3 separate regions of the Mus musculus genome follow, and all the other regions are linked to region 3. Evidence: chromatin loops called from intact Hi-C (ENCODE). Cell type or tissue: left cerebral cortex. All regions are shown on one strand.

Region 1 (4,000 bases), 91 kb after region 3:
CTATTTTGGTTCGTAGTTCATACAAGAGATCCCAGATAAAACTGGTTACAATTCACTGTCACCATTTTCCCCCCAGCTTTCCCTCATATTTTGATGGTTGGTTCTAGAATTTGGTTCTGAATTTGTTGCATGGAGGAAGTAGTCTCTTGGGAGGTAGAATTGTGAGAGCAGATTTGTGAGATAATTCTTAAATTAGCTTATAATTACAGCTGTTCAGCTTTGCTTGAGTGCCCCATAGTCCGCTTGGGCAAACCTTTCGTAACGTCCTCTGAGAAGGTACCGTGGCTGAAAAAGTCAGTTTCCTGTGCCTCCAGCTCCTGGCCGTGTGTCAGTCTCAGTGAGTGTAGTGAATCCCAGTTACTGGGGCTAGATTTCAAGTTGGCGGTTTCTCCATAAAGCCTGTCAGGTGGAGAGCCCGTGCACACTGCTACCTGCACTTGGCTATACTTCATATCTGCTGATTCTGAAAGTGTCTTTTAAAGAGTACATTAAGTAATTTTGCATATTGATGGGTGTGCTAGAACACTATAGAACGTTTATAAAAGCTGATGAGAAAGATCCCGATTGCTCCATAAGAACTGGTATGGTTCTGCATCCCTTCAGGGTGCTGTGTCAGGCTCACTTTTGGTCCTTCGCCACCAGAAGCTGACTCAGAGCCTTGCCTGAGGGTCTGGGCTATTGCTGGAGTTGGTGTCTCTGCTAGCATTACTTGTGGTTGGAGCAGCATTCGCTAAAGCAGGGTTCCCTCTTGGCTGTGGGAGGAAAACAAAAGTAGACCACTGGGTGCCCCGACCCTGTATGCTCCACCCTTAGTGGTTTATAGAAGGACACTGGTAGCTATAGTGAACGGAAAAGCCATGAGAAAACCTAACCCACCACAAGTGACTCCAGAACTAAGGAACCGCTGTTGTGCCCTCACCGCCGTGGTGAGGAATCAGTTTGTGAACGGCTTGACTGTAAGACTCTTGTGCCTTGTCCAGGAGTTTGTGGAAACACTTCCGTGCTGTGAGCCTCTGCTTGTTCCTCCTCGTGTTCCCTGCGTATATGGCCTACATGATTTGCCAGTTCTTCCACATGGACTTCTGGCTTCTCATCATCATCTCCAGCAGCATCCTTACCTCTCTCCAGGTGAGCCTCACAGTGACGCTGTGCCCCTGGTGGCCTGTGTTCTGAGATGAGTGAGTGGCTTCGGGCTCCTGCCACTCTGCGTTCTTTATTAGAGCATCCTGCATACTGATGAAGTGTGATATGAAAATGCGAAACTGTCATGTGGTCAAAACTGTCTTCATGATTGCAAGTATGAGACTTGCATGTCATGAAGATACTAGTTTTAGTAAACGTTACTTAACCCGGGTGGTGTTCCATTTGTGGTGATGACAAAAAGCCTTTGGCTTTACTTTTATTATGGTGAAAAAAGTATTTAGAATTAGCCATCTGGACTGAGTTTAGGTGATCCCAGTTTTGTTGGCAAAATCCACATCATCACAATCATGAGCCCGCTACACACGTGCCTTCTCCCTGTCCAGACTGAGCAGGGCGGAGGAGGTTTTCTCGGGCGGTTTGCTCTGGGGTTTGTTGGCCCTGACATCCACGGGTTGGCGGGGAACACAGTGCACTGTGCCTTCTTTAGTCTTCATGGCTGACTCCGCTCTGGCTCAGGGAGCTTAGTGGTGGCAGAGCACCCAAGCTTGTGCCTCCTGGGCAAGCTTTCTTTTCCAGGCTGTTGGGGTTGCCTTCCATCACTGCCTACTTTCTTGGCTGTGGGAGGGAGAGCCTAGAGGCCTCCTCCTTTATTTTTAAAGCCATCATGGCAAAAAGTGCACAAAGACAGGCAAAACAAAGCAAAGCAGCAACAACAGAAAATGTAATTAAGACTTGCACATGTTTGTTTGTTTGTTTTTTCAAAATGGTAACGTTCTTTTTTAAATTGCCAAAAAACCATAACACTGAAATATCTTAGAGCTTGTTTAGAATGGGCTTTTCAAAGTAAATGTCTACTCAAAATACCCTTGTAATATAAATCTATACAACTCACATATGCACATGCATGATGTGTGCCATAAACATACATAGCTAATGTATGTGCCACACAGACAGACATGTGTTTCATATGTATGAACAACATCACCAGGATGCAGCAAGCTTTTTTGCAGAGGTCTCTGCTGCCTGGCCAGTAAGAGGTGACAGGAAATGTGGTTCTGGAAACGATGCTTTCAGCCCTGTTCCTTGTAGAGGTGAAGTGTTTTGAGAGACAAGGACTGGACGGATGAGGAATGAGGAAGGTCGGGTGGGCCTGAGGAGACTGAACACTGCTTCTGAAGGTGCAGCGTCTGCTCTCTCAGTAACTGGTCACTGTCACCCACACACAGCCTTCAGTGGGTACCAAGAGTTCATGTGTTATTATTTTAAACTCAGGGAGAATGCTTTTCTTATGATCACATTTATCTTAATATACATACTCTTCCCTCCCCAGGTTCTGGGAACACTTTTTATTTACGTCTTATTTATGGTTGAGGAATTCCGCAAAGAGCCCGTGGAAAACATGGATGACGTCATCTACTACGTGAATGGCACTTATCGTCTGCTGGAGTTTGTTGTGGCCCTCTGTGTGGTGGCCTACGGCGTCTCAGAGACCATCTTTGGAGAGTGGACTGTGATGGGCTCCATGATCATCTTCATCCATTCCTACTACAACGTGTGGCTTCGTGCCCAGCTGGGCTGGAAGAGTTTCCTTCTGCGCAGGGACGCTGTGAATAAGATTAAGTCTCTCCCTGTCGCGACGCAGGAGCAGCTGGAGAAACACAACGACATCTGCGCCATCTGTTACCAGGTGACCTGCTCAGGGGGAGTCTGCTGATAGGTCAGGCGGGGTAGACCTCGGGGCCGCAGCATGCACCAGTCACAGTGTAAATTTCCGGGCACAATTAATCTCTGGATTGGAAAGGGATAATGGGGCTCATAGATTAGAGTAATAAAGCCCTGATATAAACATATCCATTTTAGTTCTAAGTTCAGTTTTAATATAGTCTTTCAAGTTCTAATTATTATTGTTTCCAACATTATTGCTCACCCATAAATAAAGGAAAAACAGGTTAGGTGTATTTTATATTATTACTGACTACACACACAGACACAGTGTTCATGTGTATGTGTGATTAAATATATCCTAGCAACCAGGAGTCAGCAACTTCAGAAAAGTGCTGTGCCAAGATTTTGACTCTTCTTAATATCTTCTGGGTGGGGAAGAAGCATCCAGACTTCATGGTGGGTGACAGAATGCTGCTCTCTATCAGAGACTTTCAGTCCTGTGGGGTTCGGAAAGTGGTGGTAGAAGCAGGCGGAAGGGTCCTATTGAGGGTAGACAGACTGCCTGCCATCCATACAGCTCTGGCCCCAGACCGAGATGATGGTTACCCTGTAGTACAAGTGAAAGATATGTCATCTTGGGAACATAGTGAGTTTGGTCCCCAGTCACCTGGGGACTGTCAGGGGGACTGAGTTGCAGCATTTAGCACTAAGCTGCACTCCTGGAGGTGTAGACAAAGTTACCTGGCAACAGCTGCAACCAGGCCCCGAGTAAACTCACTGGGAGTGTAGGCTGGTGGCAGCCAGCCATAGATAGTGGCAGTGTATATGCAGAAATGCTTTTAGGGCTGCATGGGAGTGCAGATGCTGTGGGTGGGTGTTTGTGTGTGTTTATAAAACTACCATGATTTCTCATAGCAACATAAAGCTTCCACTCTTTAAACGAGTTCTGAGAACACTTTTTGTATGTTAGTAACCCTTGAGTGCACTGAGAAGGAGTATGGCCCCGGGCCTGTCCCTGTCCCTGTCCATCCTTCTCTGTGCTCCTGAACTGGACTCTGTCTTTTGTAGCCTCACAGTCCTCAGGGCCACCCCGGGAAAACCAAGTTTGGCACAGTCAGCTTGTGCCACCCTCCTGCCATGTCTGCTCTCCTGGGTGGGGTCCGAGAGTCCTCTTTGTCGGTGTCACATCACT
Region 2 (4,000 bases), 66 kb after region 3:
GTGACTAGACACCTCAGAGCCATGTAGTGCGTGCGTTTGTAGGTGGAAGGCTGGGTGGCTGGGTGATAGATACATTTAACTCTCCGGTTTCATAACTCACTGCTTCACAGTTGGCGTGCGCCAGAAAGACAAGACTTAGTGTCCTCACCTCAAGAGCCGGTGATGGCAATCTGACAGGACTGCCTGCGGTAAGAGGAAATGGGCTCTGAGTTTCTCAGCACAGTTCTGGCAGACAGTAAAGGCTTGTTAAAAGTTCCACTAACGTTCTGTTAAGCTGCACCATGGTTGTGTTTAGTGACGGTTTCTTGTGCTATTATGGTAAGCATTCCAGGGCACAGCCATGAGCCTGGCCTGTCAGAGAGGATAATCAAGAAAACCTCAAAATTCAAGGTCAAGCTATCCAAACTGCTATTTTTATTACAATCATAATCCTGGGTGGAAATCCTGGGCATTTCCATGTGGTTTAATGGTGTAGTGACAACCCAAAACATGAAATTCTGTCTTCCATTATTGCCTATCCACCCGTTTCTAAGTGGGGCAAAGTCCTTTTATGTAAGGAAAATGGGGGGACCTAGAACAGCTTCAAGGGCATAAAGAGAAGCCCATTTAGGGTGTGACCATTGGAACTGTTTAGTTTAGCATAAGGGTTTTATTTTAAATGGTTCATCATTAGAAAGCCAAAACATATAAAATACTAACAAAGAATTTGAATATTTTATAGTGGGCAAGAACAGTTTCCTGTCCCAGTTCATGTCACTTGAGGATCTGCAGAAGGAATTTCGGACAGGAGAACCTCAGGGAGGGGCGGCCCCTATTTGACTTTGCTTCTCCTAGGGAGGGACATGATCAATGGAAAGAGAATTGTAGCAGCAAGTTTGTCAGCTCAGTGAGTATGGTGCTGTAGCAAGCCTCTGCTTGGAAGGCATGGACAGTACCTGCTTTAGAGTGTTAATGTGGGATAACTTTTTTGTTTGTTTTGTTTTGTTTTGTTTTTTGTTTGTTTGTTTTCGAGACAGGTTTTCTCTGTAGCCCTGACTGTCCTGGAACTCACTTTGTGATAACTTTGAAGACAGGACGTATCCTAGTGTTTCCCATCACTAATTCACTGTCTTTCCTTTTCTTGTTAACGGTCAGCAAAGATGTACTGCCCTCGAATTATTTGTGACATGTCACATTTAACAAACACTGATGTTTGAACACACTGTATTTTAAGATACAAATGTTGATGTTTGTACTTCAAAAATAGTGACACATTAAAATTGCAGGTCACGTAATACTTTCCAATATTTATAATGTCCCCTTAATAACCAAATTTAACAATGCTTTTACATTTTGTTTCTCGTGGCTTCACACAAGGTTTACACAGCCCTTTACAGTCTCCAGTTCAGTTCAGTGTCTCTTAGTGCTTTTGCAGAGCTGTGTAAACTATGGTCACACTAGATATTAGAGTTTTCTAGTCCCTCCTAAGACAGTGCTTCCCAACTTTCCTCATGCTGTGACCCTTTAATATAGTTCCTCATGCTGTGATGACCCCAACCATAAAATTATTTTGTTACCACTTTACAACTAGTTTTGCTACTGTTATAAATTCTAATAGAAATATATGATATATAGGCTATTTGATATGCAACCCCTGTGAAAGGGTCATTTAACCCCTGAAGGGGTTGTGACCCAAAGGTTGAGAACCACTGCCCTAAGAGATCTTCATCCTCATTTCCCTTAAGTCCCTTGACCATTCCCAGGCTGCCATCTGCTCCCCTGCTCCCCGCAATGTAGTTGTCTATGTGAGCAGAGACCAAGGCACTGGGTATCCAGATCTAACACTCTGCCTTGAGTCGCTGAACCCATTGCTCAGCTAGGCTGGCCGGCTGGTGAGCTGGAAACGGCTTGTCTCCACCCCTGCGTTGCTAGGATTGCAAGACATGCACAGCCATGTCTACATTTTTATGTGGGTGTTGGAGATTCCAGTTTTGATCCTCAGGCTTTCGTGGCAAGTGATCTCATCTCCCTAGCCGTTGTTTTGTCTGTTTTTGATTAATTTATCTTGAACTGTACAAGCGTGGCCTTTGGTGCCGAGGTTTAAGACATTGGTTGATACTGAAGTATTTTGGCTGCTTTTCCTGATTCTTACCCATCCCTCTTTCCCGCCTCCCTTTTTTTTTTTGTTTGTTTGTTCTGTTTTTAAAGCAATGATGTGCATGCAACCTAGTGAGCTGTAGCCCCAGTACTTTTTCTGTCCAGTAATGCCCACTGGGTAGCTTTGGTGCAGTTTGTTCCCTGCTATGCACCCATGCATGGGCACTGAGGTAATGTCTGCTTTGAAGCTATTACACTGTGGACTTCTGGGTGCTGGCTTGTGTGCGGGTATACGTCTTTACTTCTCTTGGGCACTACCTACCTTGGAGCAGGATAACTAAACTGTACAGTCTCTATATTGAGCCTTTTGGGGAACTGTTTCTTTTTAAGTGACTCCACTGTCCTTCGATCCTGTCAGTCTCAGTTTCTCCTCACCCTTGCCAACAAACATTTCACTGTGGCATCTTCGCCACGCGTGTGAGGTGGCAGTTCCTTATTCTTTTTCTCTTGGCTAATGATGTTGAACATCTCTTCATTTACCAAGTGCAAATCTTATCTGGAAAAAATATTTACTCAGCCCCTTTGCCAGTTGCTTTGATTGGATTGTCGTTACTATTAGTGAGTCTGGAAAGCCTGTGTATGTTCTGGACACAGGGTCCCTACCAGATAGTTTACTAGATAAGCTGCCTCCTTCACTGCTATAAGAAGGCACAGTGTCTGGACTGGAGAGATGGCTGAGCCCCAAAGGGACATGACAGTGCAGTGCTCCTGGAGAGTCAGTATTTGGGCAGTTTCAATAATTAAATTGCTACTTCAGAAACTGGCCATGGAAGATATTTATTGATATTAATTTACCAAGTTGAAAATTTATCAACACTTGGAAAGCTGGGTTTCTGTCTTTTGTTGTGGTTGTAATTATTTATGTCATGCTGAAAATTATCTGTGAGTAAAATCTTGTTTGAAATTTAACTGTACACAGAGTTTGTAGTATAGGAGAGTTAAATATTTAAACCTCTGTGACTTCACTCAGTGCAATACAAATGCTTTAAAATCTTCCCATTTGTGTGTGTGTGTGTGTGTGTGTGTGTGTGTGTGTGAGACTATGATGTACATGTAGAGATCATATCACAACTTGGAAGTTGATCCTCTCTTTCCACCATCTGGATTCGAACTCAGATTGTCAAGCTTGGTGGCAAGCACCTTTCCCTAGGGAGGCATTCCAGCAGTCATGAGCGTAATAAAAAATATTTATTGGTAGTATTCTAGTTGAACTTGGTTAAAATTTTAAAATATTATCTTCCTTGATTTTTAAAAATTGTAGAACTCTGCTCTTCACATGCAGTGGTATAGTTGATATAAATCCCCAAATGATTACTGCTTTAAAGTGGAGACAGTCCAGAATGAAACCATATATGTTCTTGTGAGCTTATGGTCATGAATAATTACGTGTCTTTTGTCAAAAACAAAACCAAGCAAACAAAAAACCTGTTAAACTTTAGTATTTTTAACTCTTGATTTATGAATTAATATAACAATTTTACATATGCCCTTAATTAAGTTCCCACCAGGAAGGGCTTTCAAAAGAGGGAAAGTATATGAGTTTTATTCTGTCTGGATGGGCATGGAAGTTTGCTTTCAAATATAAAACAGTCCCAAGAATTTATATGTAAAATAGAAACAAATAGCTCGGACTCTACAGCGAGCTGTAGATCGGGGAGTCTCTGTTCTGGGAACCGAGCATTTTAGCCCTGTTCAATCTCTGTTGTAGTGACTGCACTTCTCCTCACTGGCTGCGGCAGCACCTCCTCCCGAGCAGTACCACAGCCAAAACATGTCCCCAGACATCACTGTGAGCCACCTGGGACCCCGGCTGCCCTTACGCAAAAGCTGCTGCTGGGGAGGGGTCCTCAAGTGGACCGTTGTC
Region 3 (4,000 bases):
AGGCAGTCCCAGATTATACACCACTATGTGTTTTATGTTTTATGAACTGACCAGATGTATGAAGATCATCTCATGTAATTAAAGTGTCTGATAAGAATATCCCTCTTTGCCATTACGAAAACAGCTACATCTGCAATAGTGTCTGGGTGTGGTGGTTGTTTATGGGATGGATCCCCAGGTAGGGAAGTCTCTGGATAGTCATTTCTTCCGTCTCTGCTTCGAACTTTGTCTCTGTAACTCCTTCCATAGGCATTTTGTTCCCCAGCTGACAGGAGCCTGATATACCTGTCTCCTGAGAGACTCTGCCAGTGCCTGACTAATATAGAAGTGGTTGCTCACAGCCATCCATTGGAAAGAGCACAGGGTCCCTAATGAAGGAGCTGAAGGGGTTTGCAGCCCCATAGGAGGAACAATGTTAACTAACCAGTACTCCCAGTGTTTCCTGGGATTAAACCACCAATCAAAGAAAACACGTGGTGGGACTCATGGCTCTAGCTGCATATGTAGCAGTGGATGGCCTAGTCAGTCATCAATAGGAGGAGAGGCCCTTGGTCCTGTGAAGGCTCTATGCCCCAGTATAGGGGAATGCCAGGGCCAGGAAGCGGGACTGGGTGGGTTGGTGAGCAGGGTAAGGGGATAGTTAATTTTTGGAGGGAAAACTAGGAAAGGGGAGAACATTTGGAATGTAAATAAAGAACATATCTAATTTTTAAAAAAGAAAAAGAAACAGCTACATAATCTACTCACATGCACAAAACTGGTGTTGGTTCCCTGACTAAATCTCACCACATCCTAAATCCAGTATGTCACAGCTGTCTAACTCAGAGTCCATCTACAGGAGTCAAAGCATCAAACTGTAGGGTTTTTTTTTTTTTAATGCGCTCATACAGATCCAACCACAGAAATGTTACATGGCAGCTGCTATTCTCCCTAACAACTAAACACAGGTTGCTTGTCCCATTAAGCTGTCAACACTTATAACCTCACTTCCTTCATAGGTCAGAGCACTGAGTTCCCGAATCTCAGAGCACTGGCGTTTTTTTGCAGCGCTTTCGCGTGGGTGATGAAGTATTTGATCATGTGATCGTAAGCATCACAACCAATTCTGAGAGAAGGTAAATTTTAATTAACAATCTGCAAAGACTTAATGTAGAAATCTATTACTGTGCTTCGAAAAGCGTACCAAATCCATATTCACATTGGCTTCCCTGTCCGTTTCCCTTTAGAGTCCCACTTAGACCTACTTACTCATATGTTAATGTTCTGCAGAAAACCTGCAAGCATGCTAACTTAGGGCAACGATGCCACGTTAGGCAGAATCTGCCCTAAGAAGTTTTATGACCTTGGCTAAAAAGGCATGTGGGTCAATTTGAAATCTGTAAGACACAGAAACAGGAATGATTGTTCGTAAGAGCTAGGAAGGCTTCTAGCTGTGCTGAGCTGAGCTGAGCTGAGCTGAGCTGAGCTGAGCTAACCGGTGCTTGGACGGGCAGGGTAGTCTGGAGACCATGAGAGTTTTTTGACCAGTGGTTCTCAACCAATACCACTGACTTAAATTTGATGAAGACTTCTTGGAAGTATCATCAGAATAAGGAAAGAGACCTAACAATGTCCACTTTAACCAGTCTTTTTCTACCACCTCTGAGGTGGTAGAGGCTGAGCATGCTACTCCTCTAGGCTCTTCTGTTACCGGCTTTAGAAAAACCTGCCAATGGCATGGGCCCCATGCACTTAACAACAGGCACTACTTCATAAAGAACTTGTGCTACAAATGGTAAAGACAAGTTGTCAAATGCCCCAAGACTCTGGGCATAGAAAAAAAAAAAAGGTTATACAAACCTTTCCAGCTTAAGTTCTTAAAACTTTTTTTAATTTTTGAATCTCATTTCATCACTACTGAGAATCATGCAGGACAAAAAAAGCATGGGCATTTTTATACTTTCTCATACAATGCTAATGGTTTATCACATTTGTCCCCCAAATTGGGGGGTGGGAGTGGGTGGTGATGGCGATCCAACTCAAAGAGGACATTTTTATGGGATATGTAATCAACGTATGTTTATACTGGAGTTCTGCCTAACATCCTGTGTTGGGTTTGCCTAGTCTCTTACCTCTCTAGCCCTCAGCCTTCCAAACCCAGAGATGAGTCAGTTCACATGTATGTGTTTTGATAAGCGCTAACACCTGACAGCATTTGATAAGCCGCGAGGAGCTAGGAGAACGGTAGCAGTGAGGGCTGAGCACGTTAACTATCGCTATCTTAATCTTCACAATCCTGGACTAACAAGCGACCTCACTGTACAGATTAGAAACCTGCAAAATAAGTCACAGCGACTCTCGCCCAACACCGCATCACGAAAAGCAGCCAACGGCGGCAATTTCAAAAGTGACAGTGTGAACTTTTCATCCAGCCCGGCAAGAGTGAGCGTGCGGTGCTGGGCCGCGGGCCCTGGCGCCGGCCCGCAGGAGCCGCGCGGGGTGCAGCCCGGACTGCCCCGGGAGTATCCCAAGACAGGCAGAGTCTCAGAAACAAGCTGCCTCGGACGCCTTCGACAACCCGCGTGAGGGGAGGACAAGACAGACCCTGCAGGAGCGGGGGACGAGGCCCGCGGACGCAGAACATTCTGGGACGTGGGAAGCCTTGGGGTCAGGTGAGAAGGCCGGATGCGAAGGCTGCGGCCACGACCCGCAGTGCGCCGGGACAGGGGCCTCTGGGGGCCAGGCGGGACAGCTGCAGTCCCAGCCCACCCGGACCGCAGCGAGACAAACCACGGGGCGCATGCAGTTCAGTGGCATCCCCCGGCCGCAGCGTCGCCTTCACAGGCAGGCGCGCCGGAGAACCCCGCGTCCTCTCACCTGGAGCGCGGCGGAACCAGCTACAGCGGACGAAAAAGCCGGCCGCAGCGGAACCTAAGGAGACCGGAAGCGAGGGGCGGGACCGGAACCGGCGGGCGGACCGGAAAGTGTGGTTGAGACCGGAAATGTGTTGTAGGGGAGGGGGAAATGCGGCTGCCGCTTGTTTGGTTTCTCCTCCGATGTGACGCCTGCGGAGCCCAGGCCGGCCGAGTGTTTTCCAGACTTTGACCTCTGTGAAAGAGACCCCTCCCGGTTCTTGGTGGCCGCCGCCGGCTGTTCTGCGCATGCTCCGGCCCGGTGGCGACTTTTTTTTTTTTTCCACCAGAGCTGAGCTTTGCGGAGCCCTGTGACTCCTGTGGCAGTGTCGCGTTCCGAATGAAGCCGACCTTTGAGGACTGAAGAGGAGACTTTTCTAGAGACGCAAGGAGCCAGGAATATAATTTGCCCACTCCAGGGGAAAGCCGGCCAAAGTGATCCAAACACTCATGGAACAAATATCCGTGTGACAACGGTGTTCCAGATCTGTGTGTCGGTCGGCTCCACCCACTCGTGCTTGCTTTGCCTCCTTAAATGCAAGGAAAGCTAGTTCTCTTTACAGAAGAATGCCATGCTTTCATAGAAATAAATGCTGCAGCGTTCGAAGTCACTCGGAGAGACCGGAGACTCCGTTTAAATTATAGTTATCCGAGTTTTTCTTCTTAAGCAGCCGCTCTCTTTAGTTCCTGTGAGCTAAAACAGGAAAGGGGCTTTTAAGGGCAGTTACAATTACTTCATTTCTGTGGGATTGACAGCTATGTGAGGAACTGCCTCACCCCCACCCCCCACCCCCTGTGCGTAATGATGAGCGGAGTTCGCAGAAATCAGAGCCAGCAGTTAATCATTTCATAGCAGTTTTCCAATTCATGGGGAAGGGGCAAGGAGTCAGAGTTGCTAGGAACTTATCTTTTCGGAATTTAGAATGGGTGCCTCACATAAAGTGGAGTTTTTCTTAGCTATCAAAGCAGTCTCCATTTGAACCCCTGGAGGCGGCTCTTGCCTGTAATCCCAGCTGAGGCAGTAGGATAGTGCATAAATTTGAAGCCAGCCTGGGCATAGGGAATTCTAGTTCCAGCCCTGGGATACAGACTGAAACTCTGACTCAGAC

Evidence for each region. Peaks named below come from ENCODE experiments on the same cell type or tissue, not always from the same donor. Only the 100,000 strongest peaks of a DNase experiment are listed, where the experiment ranks them.
Region 1: it touches region 3 in a loop (3-fold over the local background); 9 of 42 quality-filtered maps call a loop at or near these places.
Region 2: it touches region 3 in a loop (2.6-fold over the local background); 6 of 42 quality-filtered maps call a loop at or near these places.

The regions. Positions count from the first base shown.
Region 1 is chr11:44,558,992-44,562,991 of GRCm38, forward strand. It overlaps Rnf145 (ring finger protein 145), which reads left to right. Exons shown (of 11, transcript NM_028862.4): 9 at 981-1,128; 10 at 2,474-2,830. Among named protein-coding and RNA genes, the nearest start is that of 4930597A21Rik, 25 kb to the right of the region's middle. In left cerebral cortex, no CTCF peak of the experiment used is centred here; DNase peaks (open chromatin) are centred at 1,594, 3,631 and 3,983.
Region 2 is chr11:44,533,273-44,537,272 of GRCm38, forward strand. All of the region lies in intron 3 of Rnf145 (ring finger protein 145), which reads left to right. It overlaps Gm51891 (a long non-coding RNA gene), which reads left to right. Exons shown (of 2, transcript XR_003949666.1): 2 at 111-4,000. Among named protein-coding and RNA genes, the nearest start is that of Gm51891, 3.9 kb to the left of the region's middle. In left cerebral cortex, no CTCF peak of the experiment used is centred here; DNase peaks (open chromatin) are centred at 175 and 1,899.
Region 3 is chr11:44,467,572-44,471,571 of GRCm38, forward strand. Ublcp1 (ubiquitin-like domain containing CTD phosphatase 1) reads right to left here and starts at 2,977. Exons shown (of 11, transcript NM_024475.5): 1 at 2,857-2,977. In left cerebral cortex, no CTCF peak of the experiment used is centred here; DNase peaks (open chromatin) are centred at 2,424, 2,992, 3,348 and 3,874; H3K4me3 peaks cover 2,098 bases; H3K27ac peaks cover 1,856 bases.